Regions from separate parts of the Homo sapiens genome. Here region 2 is linked to region 1. A link is an interaction called in ENCODE POLR2A ChIA-PET data of the cell type or tissue named here. Cell type or tissue: MCF 10A. All regions are shown on one strand. Region 1 has its middle 26 kb from the start of DDR2. Region 2 overlaps DDR2 (discoidin domain receptor tyrosine kinase 2).

Region 1 (5,000 bases):
GGCTGGAATGCAGTGGTGCAATTTCGGCTCACTGCAACCTCTGCCTCCTGGGTTCAAGTGATTCCCTGTTTCAGCCTCCCAAGTAGCTGGGACTACAGGCCTACACCACCACGCCTGGCTAATTGTTATATTTTTAGTAGAGACAGGGTTTTACCATGTTGGCTAGGCTGGTCTCAAACTTCTGACCTCAAGTGATCTGCCCCCCTTGGCCTCCCAAAGTGCTGGAATTACTAGTGTGAGCCACTGTGCCCAGCCTATGAAATATTTTTAACTTTACAAAATTGATTACAGTGGCTCACGCCTGTAATCCCAGCACTTTGGGAGGCCAAAGCGGGCATATCACGAGGTCAGGAGATCAAGACCATCCTGGCTAACACAGTGAAACCCCGTCTCTACTAAAAAATACAAAAAATTAGCTGGGCATGGTGGTGGGTGCCTATAGTCCCAGCTACTGGGGAGACTGAGGCAGAAGAATGGCGTGAACCCAAGAGGCAGAGCTTGCAGTGAGCCAAGATCATGCCACTGCACTCCAGCCTGAGCAACAGTGAGATTCCGCCCCCCCCAAAAAAAAAAAAAAAATTGACCTTGAATTTCATCAAGCTTCAGCTATAACTATAATTTTCAGGAAATATGGAGGCTAGAGGAGCAAGTTAAAGGACATCATGGAAATGAAACCCAAAATCTGCAAATCTATGTTGAAAAAGTAACCAGTTTTTTCTAACAAATAAATATCAAACAAAAAAAAAAAAGAAGAGGAAGGAGGACCTGCATATATTTTTAAATATTTAAGGGAATATTTAAAAGACATATTAGTCAAAGGCAATAAATTGACTGTAGAGCCTGATTCAAATAATGCAACATAAAAAATATATATTTATGAGACACTGGGGGCTGGGCACAGAGGCTCACACCTGTAATCCTAGCACCTTGGGAGCCAAGGAAGGGGGATAGCTTGAACTCAGGAGTTCAAGACCAGCCTGGGCTACATGGTGAAACTCCCTCTCTACAAAAAAAAACAAAAATTTAGCCGACATGGTGGTGTGCACCTGTAGTCCCAGCAACTTGAGGGGCTGAAGCAGGAGAATCACTTGAGCCCAGGAGGTTGAGGCTGCAGTAAGCCAAGATCTTGCCACTGCACTCCAGCCTGGGCGACAAAGTGAGACCCTGTCTCAGAAAAAAAAAAAAAAAAGATATTTATGAGACACTTGGGGAAGTTCAAACACTGGCTGGATACTACATGATATTAAGGCATGATTGTTAATTATTAAGGTTTTAAAAATATCATGGGGTGGGCATTGTGGCTCACGCCTGTAATCCCAACACTTTGAGAAGCTGAGGTGGGAGGATCACTTGCGCCCAGGAGTTTGGGAACAGCCTGGGCAACATGGCAAGACCTCGTCTCTACAAAATAAATTACCTGGACCAGTGGCATGTGCCTGTAGTACCAGCTACTTGGGAAGCTAAGGTTGGGGGATCACTTGAGCCCAGGAGTTCGGGGCTGCAGTGAGCCATGTTCATGCCACTGTACTCCAGCCTGGGTGACAGAGTGAGACCTGGTCTAAATACATATATATATTCATATATATAAACACACACATACACTGGTTATTTTATCACTCCAATATACACTGATACAATGAAGTATTACAACCAAGATGTTGAACTGATTTTAAAGTAATTCAGTGGGTGGGTGGGGTGTAGAGGGAAAGTGAGAAATAAATGAACCAAGACTAACCACAATTAATTGTTAGAAACTAAGTAATAGAGGCTTATTACTCTGTTCTATTGTGTATGTTTGAATTTATTTTAAGTAGACAAAAAGTATGGGCCTCTGGATTTAGACTCTGGGTTCAATTCTCAGCTTTGCTTCTTATGAGGTATATAATCTTAAACAATTTACTTAACCTCTATGCCTCAGTTTCCCTGTGTACTGGACAATAAAAGTTCCCACTTCATAGGAAAGTAATAAGGATTAAATGAGATAATGTATGTAAAGTGCTTAGTGCAATGCCTGACACATGGTTAAGTGTTAGAATATGTTAGCCATAGTTATCCTTACTGAATATTTACTTTATATTCGTGTGACAGTTAATCTCTCCTTTATCACATTTCAGACCTTTTAGAAGTCTATAAAATAAGCCAGATGTGGTCACACATGCCTGTATTCCCAGCACTTTGGGAGGCCAAGGTGGAAGGATTTCTTGAGCCCTGGAGTTCGAGACCAGCCTGGGCAACATAGTGAGACCATCTTTACCAAAAATTAAAATAAAAAATTAGCGGGGGGAGGCCGAGACAGGCAGATCACCTGAGGTCAGGAGTTCAAGACCAGCCTGACCAATATGGAGAAACCCCGTCTCTACTAAAAACACAAAATTAGCCAGGCGTGGTGGTGCATGTCTGTAATCCCAGGAGGGATTACATACTCAGAAGGCTGAGGCAGGAGAATCGCTTGAACCTGGGAGGCAGAAGTTTCGGTGAGCCAAGATCACGCCATTGTACTCCAGCCTGGGCAACAGGAGTGAAACTCCGTCTCAAAAAAAAAAAAAAATTAGCTGGGCATGGTGCTGCATGCCTATAGTCCTAGCTACTTGGAAAGCTGAAGTAGGAAGATCCCTTGAGCCCACAATTTTGAGACTACAGTGAGTTATGATTGAGCCACTGCACCCCAGCCTGGGCAACAGGGTGAGAACCTGTCTCCAATTAAAAAAAAAAAAAAGTGAGGAATTTATTTTAAAAAATAAAATAAAATGTATATTTTAAACTTTAAAAGAAAATCGATTGTCTCATTTCAATCTTATCCATATTATGTTATATATTTTACTCTATAAAATACAACATGAGTTGTACACATGGTTTTGTAAGAAGAAAAAAAAAAACTTTGCCTACCAGAATAAAATCTGAGATTTGTGGGAAGGATCATTTCCTGGGAAGTGGAATCACTGAGAGAGAAATTGAAGAACTGATGTGGAAAAGATGAGTCATGAAGCTACAAGGATAGACTTTTTGTTCTTATGGTGTCCTAACTTTGTTGATAATTTGGAAAACACTGTTCACATAAACATATTGTCACCACTGACTCACTGAGTTTTTTGGCAAGCCTTTTAGACCTTTCAGCTTTAAAGACATAATACTGAATGTATACATTCCATCAGAGGGCTCATATTAAACCTCTTGAAAAAAAGCTTTACCTCAAACTGCATTACCTTAAATTTCTATATATTTCCTTCGTATATTCCTCTGAATCATAAGGCATTATCATATTTCACAAATGAAGACTCTATTAAATGCCCAATGCCAAAGACAATAGCATAATGGAGACTACGCTTTCTTATACTGCAACAATGCACATTCCGCTCTCTGAAAGTATGTTTACATCCTCCACCTCAACTGCACCACAGCCAATTTTACCTCAGATTTCCTTCACAGCTGTACCAAAGTGGCTAATGTGAACACCTTTGGTTAATTTTTCCTTTGAGCCTTTATAAAAGATAAAGCTTTTTAATCATAAAATTAAGAATGTATTGTCCAAAAATTTATAGAGAGAAAAAAACCCACCCATAACGTCATCACCTTAACACCTTTTTTTTTTTTTTTTTTTTTTGAGACAGAGCGTCGCTCTGTGGCTCAGGCTGGAGTGCAGCGGTGCAATCTCAGCTCACTGTACCCCCTGCCTCCTGGGTTCAAATGATTCTCCTGCCTCAGCCTCCCGAGTAGCTGGGATTACAGGCGTGTGCCACCACGCCTGGCTAATATTTGTATTTTTAGTAGAGATGGGGTTTCTCTATGTTACCCAGGCTGGTCTTGAACTCCTGACCTCAGGTGACCCACCTGCCTCAGCCTCCCAAAGTGCTGGGATTACAGGTGTGAGCCATCACGCCTGGCCTTAACACATTATTATACTTTTTACTTCTCATTCAGCCCGAAAGAAGTGCCTGTAATATTTTTAAACCAAACTGTTCACTAACTTTCCTCTTTCTCTTCCCTGCCTACCACCCTGATTCCCATTTCAGAAGATGTTGAGTCAGACAGGGATAAAATTTAGAAAGACCCCCATTTAGGCTGGTTGTTTCTAGCAGTCTGAGATATTTGCAAAGTGGAATTATCCCCAGAATGCCTGTATTCATCTTTTGCTTGTACTGTTCTCAAGTGAAATGTTCTTCACTCTTCTCCTCGTCTAAGCTTTCAAAGCCAGAACACATCCAGTCTCTTCCCTCTCATCCTTGGTTGTTGATTTCTAAGCTAAGTCTATGCCTCCAAGTCAGTAATTCTCACTCCTAGCTGCCTTTTGGAATCATCTAATGCTTTTTATAAATTAGATGCTCTGGCCTTCTACCAGACTGAGAATCATAATCTCTAGGATTGAAGTCAAAAACTTGCAAGATTTTTCAAAAATCTCTCCAAGTAATTCAGAGGATCCTAAGGGTTGGAAACCATTGTTCTAGTAATTACAATTCTCCTGGTCATGTCTTGCTAGTTTTTTTGTTTGTTTGTTTTTTTGAGACGGAGTCGCCCAGGCTGGAGTGCAGTGGCATGATCTCTGCTCACTGCAACCTCCGCCTCCCGGGTTCAAGCAATTCTCCTGCCTCAGCCTCCTGAGTAGCTGGGATTACAGGCACACGCCACCACACCTGGCTAATTTTTGTCTTTTTAGTAGAGACCAACATAGTTTCACCATGTTGGTCAGGCTGGTCTCGAACTCCTGTCGTGATCCGCTCCCCTCGGCCTCCCAAAGTGCTAGGATTACAGGCGTGAGTCACCGCACGCAGCCCATCTTTCATTCTTTTACCACGATCAGTACCGCCCCCTCGGGTGTTTGAAAGAACAAAGCTCACATAAGATTTATCTATTTGGTTTCTAGCTTAATTTATTATTGCTCTGGAAACACTGGCCTCTCAGTCTCTCTCCCTAATTTATGTTTCCTTTTTAGTACCATCCCTGAACATTTTTTAATAATTTCAACTTTTATTCTTGATTCAGGCAGTACCTGTGCAGGTTTGTTA
Region 2 (5,000 bases), 72 kb before region 1:
GACTTAACTTCAAAGTATACTGCAGGGCTGTAGTAACCAAAACAGCATGGTGCTGATACAGAAACAGACATATAGACCAATGTAATTGAATAGAGAGCCCAGAAATAATGCTGCATACTTACAACCATCTGATCTTCAACAAAATCAACAAAACCAAGCACTAGGAAAAGGACTCTCCATTCAATAAATGATATTGAGATAGCTGGCTAGCCATATGCAGAAGATTGAAACTGGACCCCTATCTTATATACCACATACGAAAATCAACTCAAGATGGATTAAAGACTTAAATGTAAAACCTAAAACCATAGAAACTTTGGAAGATAACCTAGGAAATACCATTCTGGACATAGGACTTGGCAAAGATTTCGTGATGAAGACACCAAAAGCAATTGCAACAAAAACAGAAATTTACCAATGAGAACTAATTAAAAAGATTTTGCACAGCAAAAGATACTATTAACAGTAAATAACCTACAGAATGGGAGAAAATATTTGCAAACTAGGAGGGGAACAACAGACAAAGACTTAATGTCCAGAATCTATAAGGAACTTGAACAAATTTACAAGGAAAAACCAAACAACCCCATTAAAAAGTGGGCAAAGAACATGAACAGACATTTTCAAAAAAAGACGTACATGCGGCCAACAGGCATACGAAAAAAATACTTGACATCACTAATCATTAGAGCACTGCAAATCAAAACCATAATAAGATACCATCTCATACTCATCAGAATAGCTATTATTAAAAAACAAAACAAAACAGATGTTGGCAAGGTTGAAAAAAAAACACATAATCTGCTGGTGGGAGTGCAAATTAGTTCAGCGATTGTGGAAGGCAGTGTGGTGATTCCTCAAAGAACTAAAAGGAGAATTACCGTTTGACCCAGCAATCTTATTATTGGGTATATACCCAAAGGGCTATAAATTGTTCTACCATAAAGACACATGTTCATTGCAGCACTATCCACAATAGCAAAGACATGGAATCAAACTAAATGCCCATTAATGGTAGACTGAATAAAGAAAACATAGTACATACACACCATGGAATACTATGCAGCCATAAAAAAGAATGAGATCATGTCCTTTGCAGCAACATGGATGGAGCTGGAGGCTCCATACTGTCAAAAATATAACTGAGTTCTTGACTTAAAAATATGATGGTCATCTGTGTCTCTGAAAATTTGTGTGTTTCTCTTTCCATGTCAGAGAACATGATCTCATTATCCTAAGCAAATTAACACAGGAACAGAAAACCAAATATCGCATGTTCTCACTTACAAGTAGGAGCTAAACAAGGAAAACACACGGATGCTAGGAGTGGAACAACAGACTCTGGGGCCTACTTGAGGATGGTCAGTGGGAGGAGGGAGAGAATCAGAAAAAAAAAACCTATTGGGTACTGTGCTTATTACCCAGGTGACAAAATTACCTGTACACCAAATCCCCATTACTATATGACAAACCTGCACAGATACCACTGAAACTAAAATGAAAGTTAAAAAAAAAAAAGAGCTAGTGAGTGTCACTCTTGTAAGAACATGCCTTAGTACTGTAGACACCACACTGTCAAAAATATAACTGAGTTCTTGGCTTAAAAATATGATGCTTATCTGTGTCTCTGAAAATTTGTATTTTCTCTTTCCATGTCAAATTATTTCAAGACCTCTTCAGGACCCTCTCCCTGATGTGCAGGTCTCCAGGACTCTGACTCCACTGAGTGCCACTCACCAAGTCCAGCCTGGAGTTCAGTGGCTGGGCAGTTTCTCCACCTCACTGGTCTCTGAACACAACCTACTTTGTTGCCCGAGGGAGCCTTAGAAATTGTGCCACTTTGTGAGGACAGACGGTTTTACGGGAAGATACAAGGTTACCTGGGGAAGGCTAGTCTATCTGCCCTCCAGGACAAGCATGGCCAGATTTGTGGGAAGGAATGCATTCTGGGCAACAGACCAGAGGGATTACTCAGTGACTTACTCCGTGACCTTGGGCCAGTGATTCCTCATTTACAAAAGAGGACTTTGGATTAGATGATCTTGAGGGTTCCTCCCTGCTCTAACTTTCTGCAAGACTGTTTCTAGTGCTAAATCCCAGAGGATGTATTTGAAAGAGATAGACACATCAGGTAGGACAGACCTTTAGCAACCAAATATTAATAACAGCTCATTTTAACGTGTTTACTCTGCGTCATGCACTGTTTTAACACTCCACATACATTGCCTCACTTAATCTTCACGGTAACTTTATGAGACAGGAATTATTATTATCACTAATTTATGTATCAGTAAACTAAGTTCAAAAAGTTACTTAACCTGCCCAAGGTCACACTAGTAGGTAACAGAGGTAGGTAACTAGTAGATAACTAGTAGGTAACTACCAATAGGTAACTAGTAGGTAACAAAGTCAACTCTTTAGCTCAGCCAGTTTGACTCCAGAGCCATGTTCTTCACTGCTGCTTCACGTTGAAAGATCTGTCTGCAGAGCTCAGCATCTCCCATGTGACCTTTACTGACTTTCGGTTTCACCAAATTCACTCTCCCTCTTCCCTACAAGTTGCCCAAATTCTTTATGGCTTCCCTTGTACAAAGTTTAAAAAATAAAAAAAAATAAAAAATAAAAAAACCTTTGCTCAAGTCCCAGCACATAGGTATAAATAATATAAAATGGGAGAGGCAGTATAGAATTGTATATAAAGTAGATGTGAAAGCTGAAAGCTGAGGGAGTTACATTCATATCCAGCAGGTGGGGAAGTGGTTTAGAAAGTAGAATAACTTCCTGGATCCCTGAAATCACTGACTGCCCAAAAATTCATAAACACCTCCTCCACATTTTCACTTGTTTCTGCCTGGTTCCCAGGTGAGGGTTGCTTGGGAGGTGCTGTTCAGTTCCAAGATGCTAAATTAAAAGATGGAGACGAGTCACTCAACCTGGGGAATGTAGAAAAGTCAGGAGAAGAAAAGCTAGAAGTCCTCCCTTGCATCCCCCCACCTATTCATGTAAGAGAGGTTCCTCTGTGCCTCCTCTTTTTCCTGGGGTTATCCACGACAATGAAAAATCCACTGGGAAAAGGCATAAGAAGCCTGAGAAGATCAACTGATTTATCCATGAGTAGAGCATTGCAAACTGTAATCAGCTATTAAATCCATTGACAAATAAAATATTAATTGAATGCCAACATGTGCAAAGCAATCTGGAGATATAGGGTACTTGCCCTCTTGACTAAGTCTTCCACAGTAAACCCTCAGTAAATTTGAAGTTTTCCACCAAGTGACAGAGCAGCATTTGGAAGTGGCCCCCTGGGGTAGGAAGCATCCTGCCCGGACCCTTAGGGAGGAAAAGAAAAATGCAATAGTTTGAGGAAAGCAAAACCTCTATCCTCACCCCAACATGGGCTTGGATCTCAAGTATGCTATTATCGTTTTTCCTCGTGTGCTCCTGGGATCCAGCTCACAGCATCCAAAGCTGGAATCAACCCAAACTGGCCACATCTCGCATAATATTGTTTTTGGTTCACCCTCTGTGATTGGCCAAAACCCCGTGAGCACAGAGGAAACACTGTTTCCTTTTGACCACTTTAAACCCTTTTATTTCTCATAGGAAGGGCATTGACTTTTCCACTATAAAGAAAATAGAAAACTGAGCATGGGGCATCACAGGGAAGGGAAGTCTGCAGGGCGTGCTTGTTCGGAGCCCAGGCTTTGAGTTCCTGTTTCAGCTCTCTACTTTCTAGCTGTGCAACTTGGCAGGTTACTTATCCTTAGTGAGCCTCACTTCCGTCATCTGTGGAAGGGGTGGATAATATTTACCTCCTAGGAATTTTTTAACTCCAGGGACTTTTAAAAACATTGCACATAAAATCACTGGCTCCCCCAAAGTATTTGGCACTGTGCCTTGCACACAGTAGGTTCTCAAGAAATGGTAACTATTATTGCTGTTGTTTCCAAAATGTGCAAGAGGCAATGATGAGATTTTGCTTTGGAGTCTATGTTTGAGCTTAATAAGCTATAAAAGTGTGCCTATTCTTTTAGTTCGTTCAACAGACATTAGCTGAGAACTTAGCATGTGCCTGAATGAGCTAGACTCTGGAGATAAATGATACATAACATATTTTCTCCTCCTTCAGGATTTCACAGCCTAGCAGGGGGTAAAGTATTATATAAACTAATAACAACAGTGGTGTAACAATTGTTGTAGAGGAAAGTGCTGTGTGGGCATAAGGAGGGAGAAATTAATTCACTTGGTTGGAAACAGCTTAGTGTGAGTCAGGCTGGAATTACAAGGCCGAGCTGTTCTGCCCATTTCTGCTTGTGACTTGGAGCATGTGACCAGGAGTAAGGCAGAAGTTTTATGAGCCTTTAGACCAAATAGGTAAGTGTTAGACACCATTCTTGACTGTCCACTTGCACTCATGTAAACACACACACGTTCCAATGCACTACCACACACTGCATTCACACACACACACACTTCAAATCACCTTCATATATGCACATGTACATTCCAACTTAAGCACACACACAGTTTTCAACTCACTTGCCTATAAACACACACACATTTCAATCAGTTACTAGAATGTGACATTCCACTACTTGTCTGTCTTTGGCTGTCTACACTGCTAGGCCAGGCCGAGGACTTCTCTCTGAACTCCAACAATCTTTGAACACCCTTCCTGTCTACACTTTCAGCTCTCTCAAAATGTTCAGTTACCCTTCCTGTCTGTGCTCATGACTTCAGTCTCATTCCCACCAAACCATCCTCTTTTCTGCAGCCACAGGGATTTTTCTAAAACTCAACCCAATAGGGTCTCTTTTCTGCTTAAATAAAACTTCATTGACCACTTCTCTACTTCCCATTACTGATCCTAGCATGATACACAAGGCCTTCCATGATCTCACCTGTCCCAGCAACTCAGCTGTCTTTCTGCCACTTATATTCACTTATCCATTTATTAAACAGATATTAGCTAAGTGCCTACAATGTGCAAGTCTTCGAGC

The links. Peaks named below come from ENCODE experiments on the same cell type or tissue, not always from the same donor. Only the 100,000 strongest peaks of a DNase experiment are listed, where the experiment ranks them.
Region 2: POLR2A ChIA-PET joins it to region 1 with 5 read pairs; 4 of 35 experiments call an interaction of 5 or more read pairs at or near these places.

What each region holds. Positions count from the first base shown.
Region 1 is chr1:162,603,754-162,608,753 of GRCh38, reverse strand. No RefSeq gene overlaps it. Among named protein-coding and RNA genes, the nearest start is that of DDR2, 26 kb to the left of the region's middle. In MCF 10A, no CTCF peak of the experiment used is centred here; a DNase peak (open chromatin) is centred at 3,033.
Region 2 is chr1:162,675,564-162,680,563 of GRCh38, reverse strand. The region is part of intron 2 of DDR2 (discoidin domain receptor tyrosine kinase 2); the gene reads right to left. Among named protein-coding and RNA genes, the nearest start is that of DDR2, 46 kb to the right of the region's middle. In MCF 10A, no CTCF peak of the experiment used is centred here; a DNase peak (open chromatin) is centred at 1,933.